Regions from separate parts of the Homo sapiens genome. Here region 2 is linked to region 1. Evidence: read pairs that join two places in POLR2A ChIA-PET (ENCODE). Cell type or tissue: CD4-positive, alpha-beta T cell. All regions are shown on one strand. Each heading gives the region's core, and the rest is flanking DNA. Links, peaks and the distances in the headings are about the cores only.

Region 1 (5,379 bases), core at 157-5,156:
AATCGCTTGGACCCTAGAGGCAGAGGTTGCAGTGAGCTGAGATCACGCCACTGCACTTCAGCCTGGGCGACAGAGTGAGACTCCGTCTCAGAATAAATAAATAAATGAATAATAAAAAAATTAAAGAAATGGCAAAGGCTGTCCTCCCAACTGCTGCTTCTCTGAAGACGCAGTAGGTGAATGCTGCATGTGCCTCATGTTCTGGAGTTGTGAGCCTTGGCGGGTAGTTAAGATTGAGGAGCCACAGGTTTTCGGGGAACATCATAGCAGGGTTCAAAGGGGAGCATGCTTTTCAGAGGTAGCTTCCTGGGGTCAGCCAGAGTATGAAGCTGAATCTTTCAGGGGACACATAACACTTAGGGGCTCTGGCTGCCAAGGAGTTTCCCGCCATCCAAGAAGAGGTTGTCAGTTTGCTGCTGGCGGCTGACCTGTTTCCCTCTCCCTCCTCCCTGCCTAAGAAAAGGAATAGGGGCAGGAGAGGCCCTTCCTATACCAGTATCTCCTCTGGATCCGCCTAGGTCTTCGCTCTCATGCTACTACTCCTCAGTTTGTTAAATACTGCCCTTTAAATAGGCATTTATCTGATCATTGCTGCTTCACCTTCATGTTTTGTTTTGTTTTTATTTTCATTTTTGAGACGGAGTCTCACTCTGTTGCCCACGCTGGGGTGCAGTGGTACGATCTCAGCTCACTGCAGCCTCTTCCTCCCAATTTCAAGCGATTCTCCCACCTCAGCCTCCCAAGTAGCTGGGATTACAGGTGTGCAGCACCATGCCTGGCCAATTTTTATATTTTTAGTAGAGATAGTGTTTTGCCATGTTGGCCAGGCTGGTCTTGAACTCCTGACTTCAGGTGATCCACCCGCCTTGGCATCCCAAAGTGCTGGGATTACAGGCATGAGCCACCACACCCAGCCCTTGTTTTGTTTTTAAATCATTGTCCTCTCTGCTGTTGACCATTACACTCATAGCAAAGGCTGCCTTTCTAATTAGTGCCAGTTTCACTAACGTGGCTAAGCAGCACGTTTTCTGAGTCTGCATGTGCTGGCCACACTTGCCGACTGACACACAGCTGAGATGGAGGACTTCAGAGTTCAATGACTGCCATTTCTTGGGTTTTATCACCCTATGTGTAATCTGGTATACCTGGTTAATAAATCCAATTAATGGGAAGTGTAGCCTTCTCCTTGTTTTCTTCTTAAGTTCTTTGGAAAGAATATTTGTATTATTATTTTACTGAGCAAAAATCATGAATAATACATTGTTATTCAGAGCATGTAACAAGGAGCTTCACCTTGTTTGATATGTATTGAAAATCCATGCCTCCTCTCCTGATTGCTTTATTGGAATTAAGAACATGAATACCAGGTGACTTTTATATCATCATGGTTAGAGAAATTTTTTCAACGTTTGAAAAGTTGTGAATGTTTTTATATATCATTAATTTTTTTTAATTTTTCAGATACTAGAGTAAAAGGATGGTTTCTTCTGGACAATTATATACCCACATTTATCTGCTCTGTCATATATTTACTAATTGTATGGCTGGGACCAAAATACATGAGGAATAAACAGCCATTCTCTTGCCGGGGGATTTTAGTGGTGTATAACCTTGGACTCACACTGCTGTCTCTGTATATGTTCTGTGAGGTAAGTCAAAGGTTAACACAGTCTTCCTTTCACATAAATGCACTCATATTGCTGTCCTAAATTGTATTCCTAAATGAGGAAAGGTGGCCGCTTGGGGTGTAGAGACAACTGGGCAAGCAAGTATCTTAATGCGTTATGAGTGTGTTTTAAAATCGATTTTTCAAAATGTCAGAGTTGTTTGTACAAGTATGCCTTCTAGAATATCTAAAATAGAAGCCTTTGTTATTGATTCTTCTATTATGTTTCGTATGATATTCAAAATTAAAGTATTTTCAGAAATACTCTCATGCAAGCAAAATACAGAGTGGAAAATGAACAAAATGTGAAAAACACATGTGAAAGCATTTTATTATTAAGCATCTAATAAGTGCCTGCTTCTTGTTTGAAGGTAGGGGAGGAAGGAAGTGGGTGGCACTTGTGTTTGGTATGTTTTGTGGCACATCACCCTCTCTGATTGGATAACTTGTCAAATCTCAGTTGTTTTTTAAAAGCTAAGAGGAGTGTGACTGGTGAGATCTGCATTTAGGTTTTGAATTGTCTGTCTGAGTTCAGGCCCAGTTATTTTATATCACTGCAATGTTGAAAATCACATTTGATGATCTCAAAGGCAAATGTTATAGCTTAAAAATGAAAGAAAAATCAGAATCAACCCTTCTCTTCTCCCTATTTTGAAGGGGTAACACTATAGCCTTTAAAGCTAAAAGGGGGAGGAAAGCTTCCCTCTGGTGGTAAGCAGTTTGTGTACATTTTTCCAGGAAAGCCTACCCACTTTTCATTCTTACAGCACCAACCTATTTCTAACTCTTCTGGAGAATTAAGCCCTGGATAAAACCTATACAGGCACTCCTGTATAGGTTTTCAGGGTTTCATTTTGGTTTTAGTTCTTCAAGGAGTAGTAAAGAAGAAGGTAGAGGTGGGAGGAAGAGGAGAGATAGAAACATGAATCTTAAAATTAGTGTTCAGGGGTCAAAATGAATTCTCCATCAGCCTCAGGCCATGATGGTGTCTCCCTGTCTACGTGTGGTGGTGTGCAGGAGTGTGGGCGTGTGCAGGCATATTTGATTATCAGAGGTGTTGCAGCTGTGGGATATCTGTGTCTTGTTCTCCCATGTATGTTTCATAAGCCAAGGTACAGATATTCTGAATAGAATGGTAGATGTTCCTAGCATTACTTTTATGCTTGACATGCCAAGAAATGCTTACAACTCCTTTTTTTGCTTTTTTTTCTGTCCTATTCTAGAATGAAGTCAGTTTAATTAGACTCCAAGATGGAGAGTTCAGGACTGGAGCCAGGGGAAGTGCACAGGAGTGACTCCTGGCCCCAGCACTATGCACATTTCTGTGTTCAAGGGACAAAACCACAGCAAGCTGTCAGGTTTCTGAGTGAACTGCTTACTTTTCCATAATTGATAGATAATACAGCCATGTCTTTAAGAGAACTCTTACAGAGTTTATTATTATACATGGCAATATTAATAGAGAAAAATATTTCATGTGATTTTTAGAGAACTTAAGCATTTGCCTTAAATGTTTCTTAAGCCCTAGAAATATAGCTATAATTTCATTATTTATCCTCTCTTAAACAGATGATTCCCTGGTAAAGAGAAGAAAAACACTGTATAAAGTACAGCTGTGTGCATCTGAGTGGATGTGGGGGGTTCTGAACACATTGTAATAGAAGGTACAGATTTTCCTCTGATAGCTTGGTGAGAAGAGAAGACTTTGAGCAGTGACTAAGCACTGAATACAGAAATTTAAGAAATATACAGAATAGGGAAACTACATTTTTAACTCACAGTTTAGAGTACATAGAGAGGTAATAGACAAAGAGGCAATGTTTCCTTAAATTAAATCAAGTTTACAAAAAGCTATCCAGGTCAGATATACCCAAGTTGAAAATAAGCCCTAGTGCTCCAAGTTGATGGTATTCACATTTGGTTTTTGTCCGAGTTTTCTCCTGTACATATTGTAAAACCCATCAATAATTCCATTGTCATGTGTCCTTTTTCAAACTTCAAATATCATTTTAGCTACACGTTTTTCTGTTTGTTTGTTTTGAGACAGTTTCACTCTTGTCGCCCAGGCTGGAGTGCAGTGGCGCCATCTCGGCTCACTGCAACCTCCGCTTCCCAGGTTCAAGCGATTCTCTTGCCTCAGCCTCCCTAGTAGCTGGAACTACAGGCATGTGCCACCACTCCTGTCTAATTTTTTGTATTTTTAGTAGAGACAGGGTTTCACCATGTTGGCCAGGCTGGTCTTGAACTCCTGACCTCAGGTGATCCACCCGCCTCGGCCTCCCAAAGTGCAGGGATTACAGGCGTGAGCCACCGCACCCGGCCATTTTTCTTTTTATACTTAGCATTTCTACTCCATTGAATGCTAAGACACAGAAGAGCAGTCATGGAGTTTTACAATGGAACGAACTGAGGAGATCATGAAGCCCCATGGGGCCCCTCATTTTAGAGAAATGTCCCAGGAGTTAGAGCCATTCTTCTGTGGTCACACACCTGTAATGGTCATTATTTTAGTTTTTATTTACCTTCCTGCTTATCTGCATATTTGGGGCTGTAAAGAATTTTTTAAATAAGTAGTCTTTGGTATTTTTGTTTATTTAATTCTGTGGCATAAATTCACAGCTGCTTTAGCAAGTTCTAGATTAATAAAAATAAAATTAACTGTCACTTAAAGGAGACAGGAAGAAGCGGGGTTTTTTTGTTTGTTTGAGACAGAGTCTCACTCTGTTGCCCAGGCTGGAGTGCAGTGGTGCTCACTGCTTCTCGCCTCCTGGGCTCAACTGATCTCCCGCCTCAACCTCCCAAGTGGCTGGGACTACAGGAGCATGCCACCACGTCTAGCTAAGTTTTGTATTTTTCGTAAAGACAAGGTTTCATCATGTTGTCCAGGCTAGTCTTGAACTCTTAGGCTCAAGCAATCCACCCACCTCTGCCTCCCAAAGTGCTGAGATTACAGACATGAGCCACTACATCTGGCCAATAGGAAGAAGTCTTGAAAGAAGGGAGATGATCAGAAGGAAATGAAAGGAAGTCACTGAAACTTTAAATTTACTAGAAGGAAAATAACTAAATCCCAGTTTTAAAACTGTGAAACCGAGTTTAAAATGTAGAAGGAATATAGACTTGCTCATAGTTTGTGTACTTGGTAGAAACAAAATTAAAAGGAGAGAAGAGGTATTACTTCTATATCTCATTAACTTTAGTGTTTATTTCCAGGAAAAAGGTCATAGATCCCTGATTTGGAGCATATTTGAATTAGTGGTATGTTTTAATTTGAAAGTATTGGACTTTATAGCAATCCTTTTTGCTTTTGCTTATTAGGGGTTGTCTAATATCACAGTCCATGGTGAAAGCTCGGAAATGAAATTCCAGGTTATAGAAGAGAAACAACTTAGTTTGCATTAGTTACTTAGCTTTGTAAAACGATGCCCTTACAGCAAACTTAAAAATCTTGTGCGCCTTTTAGCCACCCGAGATTCAGGGCATTTGTCCTCTGAAGAGAAGCCTGATTTTTTGCACTATCCATGTGTCTTTTCTCTTGTCTCCAGTCCCAAAATTGAGAACCTCTACATACATGGTGCCAAACGGTGGCTTTCCCTCACTCTGCCTTATCTACCTGGTTGGATCAGGTTTCCCCTGACCCATCCAGTGAGCTATCAAAGCCACTTTTAACTCCTTTGTTAGAGTGTTACAGGTGGTTTCCCTCTTAGGCAGAT
Region 2 (5,379 bases), core at 286-5,285, 67 kb after region 1:
GAGTCTTGCTTTGTAGTCCAGGCTGGAGTGCAGTGGCTTGATCTCGGCTGAGTGCAACCTCTGTCTCCTGGGTTCAATCGATTCTCCTGCCTCAACCTCCCGAGTAGCTGGGATTACAGGCCTGTGCCACTATGCCAGCTAATTTTTGTATTTTTAGTAGAGACAAGGTTTTACCATGTTGACCAGACTGGTCTGGAACTCCTGACCTCAAGTGATTCAACTGCCTTTGCGTACCAAAGTGTTGGGATTATAGGCATGCGCCACCATGCCCAGCCTTTAATTACTTTTAGACTATTAAGTTTCTCTGATTCTGAAAGATGTATATGAAAGTCTTCCATAAAATAAAATCTCCCAATAACAATTTTAAAAATCATTATATTTTATCACCTTTCCTTTCCTTAAATTTAGCTCCATGTTGTTTGGTACATACAGGTTTATGATGTAGTAATACCTTTATATGTTGTAAGTCATACACTAACATAATGTCCATCTTTCTGTTGTTTTATTTGTATTACTTCAGTGTATCACTTTGGTTTTAAAACTTTTTTACCCCATTTTAAATGTCTTTCTCATAAATAATATAGAGATGGGGGTTGTTTTCTGTTATAATATTTTAGAATTTGTTAATAGAAAAATTAATTTACCTCATTTTTAGTAAAATTGACCTTTTAGTTTTATTCTTTTTGTCATCATATTTACTATTTATTTAATTTTTCTCTTTTCTTTGTCTTTGCTTTTATGGTTTTGACAAGTTGCTCTTCATTCTCTTTTCTCCCTTCACTAACTTGAAGATTTTATTGTAATTTTTTATTCCACCATTGATTACCTTTTATTTTCCCTATAGTTATATATTTCTTTAGTATAATGTTATATGGAAACAAGAGAGCAAGAGAGCACCCTTTTTCTCTTATGGAAAATGCTTAATTCTCCCACTGTTTATTCTCTTCCCCTAAAGACCCTCAGAATCCTCTTAGTTCCCCACTTAGTGCAAATATTAGATCACTTTTACTTTCCCCCATCTATCCAACATACCTCAACTCCTAGGTTGTTGTTGTTTTGTGTGTGTGTGTGTGACAGAGTCTCGCTCTGTCGCCCAGGCTGGAGTGCAGTGGCGAAATCTTGGCTCACTGCAACTTCCACCTCCTGGGTTCAAGCGATTCTCCTATCTCAGCCTCCCGAGTAGCTGGGATTACAGGCATGCACCACCACCCCTGGCTAATGTTTGTACTTTTAGTAGAGATGGAGTTTTGCCGTGTTGGCCAAGCTGGTCTTGGACTCCTGACCTCAGGTGATCCACCTGCCTCAGCCTCCCAAAGTGCTGGGATTACAGGAGTGTGCCACCATGCCAGGCCAGCTCCTACGTTTTGAAGAGATAGTTTAGTCCTTTGTGTTCCTGGCCATTAGCAGGTTTTCCCTCTAATGAATTGCATCTTTTGTTTTTCAAGACATTTTATTTAATGTTTAAATTATACTTTCCTAGGTACTCTATCATTATCCTTTTAACCACATGTCAATGTGAAATAAGTCTTCTGCCACATATTAAATCTCTGTTCCAGTAACCTTGTTGTTTGGCAAGAGCTCTTAGTGGCATATGCAAGTGAGAGAGTCTATGAATTCTTGTTTGTCGGCAAATATCTTTCTTTTACCCTGGCAGGTGAATAATATTTTGGTTGAATGTTAAATCCTTGAGTTGCAGTCACTTTCTCTCAGTAGTCTGAGGATGTTACATGAATGTATTTTTCCTTCCAGTATTGCAGTCACATACTAGTTTGTTTCTTTTGTTTTTTGTTGGTTTGTTTGTTTGAGATGGAGTCTCGCTCTGTTGCCCAGGCTGGAGTGCAATGGTGCAATCTCTGCTCACTGCAACCTCTGCCTCCTGGGTTCAAGGGATTCTCCTGTGTCAGCCTCCCAAGTAGCTGGGATTACAGGCGCACACCACCACACCTGGCTAATTTTATTTTATTTTATTTTTTGAGACAGAATCTTGCTCTGTTGCCCAGGCTGGAGTGCAGTGGCGCGATCTCGGCTCACTGCAAGCTCTGCCTCACGGGTTCACGCCATTCTCCTGCCTCAGCCTCCTGAGTAGCTGGGACTACAGGCACCTGCCATCACACTGGCTAATTTTGTTTTTGTATTTTTAGTAGAGACAGGGTTTCACCGTGTTTGCCAGGATGATCTTGATCTCCTGACTTTGTGATCCGCCCGCCTCGGCCTCCCAAAGTGCTGGGATTACAGGCATGAGCCACCACGCCCGGCCTAATTTTTTGTATTTTAGTAGAGACGGGGTTTCACTGTGTTGCCCAGGCTGGTCTTGAACTCCTGAGCTCGGGCAATCCACTCGCCTTGACCTCCCAAAGTGCTAAGATTATAGGCATGAGCCACCGCATCCAACCATTTGCTTCTTTTTCTTTCTGCCTAGAAATATATAAGATTTCCTCTTTATTTTTCCAGTTCAGAAATTATTTTTGATCAATCTGCCTGGAGCTCAGTGTGTCTTCTTTCCCCTTCTTGATATTTCTTTTTGATTTTTCTGCAACTCCTATTATTTGCATGGGAAGTTTCTTAGATCTGAGTCCTTTATCATTTTCTTCATGATTTTTATTTTTTTATATTTTTGTTCTGGGTTGTGATATATTTCTACCACTTTTAGACTTCCAGGCCACCATTTCAGATCTCAACAATGATCATCCTCCCTTTTAGTTTATTTACTAATGCTTCTAGCTCACAAATCAAGATTTTTGTTCCCAGAAATTTTTGTGTGGGGATCGGGGGTATTCCATGAAAGGGTCCATATATGTGAAGTGAACCCCAATGTTGAAGGAGCCAAGAAACCAAAGGATGAGGCAGACAAATTCAGTTTCTCAGCATTGGGTGATTTATGAAGGGAACTTACAGAGAGAAGTGTGGTCTTGGGCAGCCAAGAAACAGGTAGAGCTCTGCCCCACAGGGCCTCAGACCCAGGGCTTATATCATGGGAAAAAAGCATAAGTACCCTGGAAAGAACATGTAGGTGACTTTGGGGGTCACAGCATATGATTTCTGCAATGAAGGTTGTTTTGGAAGAAATGTACAATGAATAGGTGTTCCTACATAAGGAGTAATACATCAACTACATATTTTGGAGGCATTCCTGGACTCAGGCTTAGTCAGGCAGATTAGCAGTTAAAATAAAGTCAGTCTTGTCCCCACATGGGGGCTGCTAGAGTTCTTGTAAATGCTCTTATCATTTTTTGGTTCAGGTTGTCATTTGTTTTCTCCAACAGTTCCACTTTCGTGGGGACTGCCGACTTTCTGCTTGTTTGCCGTTTCTCTGGCTATTGGGTCCCTTAGGTATTCTTTGCTATTTTCCCTCAGTGGCTCACTCAGGCCTGGGGAGAACTTACAGTGGTAGCATCTTAGTCCATTTGGGCTACTGTAACAAAAATCCTGGCAGGACATGGTGACTCACACCTGTAATCCCAGCACTTTGGGAGGCCAAGGCGAGATGATGGCTTGAGCCCAGGAGCTGGAGACCAGCCTGGACAACATGGCAAAAACTCCATCTCTACAAAAAATACAAAAATTAGCCAAACATGGTGAAGCATGCCTATAGACCCAGCTAGTCAGGAAGCTGAGGTGGGAGGATCACTTGAGCCTAGGAGGTCGGGGCTGCAGTGAGAGGTGATTGTAGCGATTGTACCATTGCACTCCAGCCTAGGCGACAGAGCAAGACTCTGTCTCAAAAAAAAAAAAAAAAAAATCTCCTAAATTAGATGGCTTATAACAGTTTATTTCTTACAGTTCTAGAGGCTGGGAATTCCAAGATCAAGATGTCAACAGATTCAGTGTTTGGTGAGGGCTCACTCTCTGCTTAATAGACGGCATTTTCTATCTGTGTCTTCACATGGCAGAAGGGGTGAATGAGCTCCCTTTGGTGTCTTTTATAAGGGCACTAATTCCATTCATGAGGGCTCCATCACCTCCCAAGGTCCCACTTCTTAAAACAATTGCACTGGGGATTAGGTTTCAACATATGAATTTGTCAGGGAGGGATACAAACGTTCAGACCATAGCAGGCAGCAGTACCATGAGTGGTGGAAGGAACACTACTATCTCCCCACATGGTTCAGCTGTGCAACCACTGCCCAGCTGACAGAGCCCACCTGAACACAAGGAGGAAGCCTCTCTCTCCCCAGTCTCCTCAGCTGACTGGCTGTAGGCCTTGCAGGTAGAAAGAGCTTAGCTCCCTCACTCCTTGGCATGGGAGAGCAACCTCTAAGGAATTATTGAGTGGACAAGCACAGCTCCTCCCCCAGGGATCAACAGGCCTTCCCACCTCAAGCATCTAGAGTTTGGTCTGATTCTCACCCCAGGGCTTCTCCGTGGCTGATCTTCAGTCCTCAGCAGACTCAAGTAAGAAAAGTAACTGTGCCTGCTTTCTCCTGTGGAGGAGGGTCCCAGGACCCACCATTCTCTGGGCTCAGGAAAAGCGCAGTGTTTGGATTGGAGATGTGGACAAAGGCAACCAGTATGAGTTAACGCTGCCATGTGCCTAGCGGCTCACAACTTCATCTATTGCCATTACCAAAACTATTATTAAAACAGTTGCCTGGGGCCGGGTGCCGTGGCTCACACCTGTAATCCCAGCACTTTGGGAGGCCAAGGCAGGCGGATCACCTGAGGTCAGGAGTTCAAGACGAGGCTGGTCAACATGGCCAAATACCGTCTCTACTAAAAACACAAAAATTAGCTGGGCATGGGGTTGGGTACCTGTAATCCCAGCTACCAGGGAGGCAGAGGCAGGAGAATCACTTGAACCCTGGAGGCAGAGGTTGCGGTGAGCTGAGATCACACCACTGCACTCCAGCCTGGGCAACAGGGCAACATTTCGTCTCAAACAAACAAACAAAACAGTTGCCTAAAAAATTTACTGAACATTTAAATAGATAATAACTTTAACTTAAACTTTTCAAAATACACATAAGCCCACAATCCTAACGAAAATATTTTCATTTTTCAATGTCCCTTTCTGATCTTTCTCGATTTGCGGGAGATTTTCACATTCTGCAATCGGAGTGCATGTCCAGGTGGTCCTGCCTGGCATCCGCTTCTCTGTGCCGTAGCAGCATGATAACCATGCTAATGGCTGCATCAACAAGGTTTGGAAGCATTCTATGTGTCTGACAATAGAGGAATACCTAAATAAGCAGTCATACATCCATTGTAGGTGATTATTTTCCAGCCTTTATTTTAACAATTTTGCAAATTTTTTTTAATCAGCAACAATTATCCCATCCCCCACTCCATCCCACCTAGTGTTCTTGTTGACTTACCTCTTTAAAGTAAGTGGGTGAGCATTCATGAGCAACTTCCTTTTTCATTAGCCTCTTCTATATTAGA

What was found. Peaks named below come from ENCODE experiments on the same cell type or tissue, not always from the same donor. Only the 100,000 strongest peaks of a DNase experiment are listed, where the experiment ranks them.
Region 2: POLR2A ChIA-PET joins it to region 1 with 7 read pairs; 2 of 35 experiments call an interaction of 5 or more read pairs at or near these places.

The regions. Positions count from the first base shown.
Region 1 is chr6:53,288,046-53,293,424 of GRCh38, reverse strand. It overlaps ELOVL5 (ELOVL fatty acid elongase 5), which reads left to right. Exons shown (of 8, transcript NM_021814.5): 3 at 1,462-1,649. Among named protein-coding and RNA genes, the nearest start is that of MIR5685, 14 kb to the right of the region's middle. In CD4-positive, alpha-beta T cell, for the core only: a CTCF peak has its summit at 2,372 (motif pointing left); a DNase peak (open chromatin) is centred at 2,074; H3K27ac peaks cover 3,940 bases.
Region 2 is chr6:53,220,792-53,226,170 of GRCh38, reverse strand. No RefSeq gene overlaps it. Among named protein-coding and RNA genes, the nearest start is that of MIR5685, 54 kb to the left of the region's middle. In CD4-positive, alpha-beta T cell, for the core only: no CTCF peak of the experiment used is centred there; no DNase peak of the experiment used is centred there.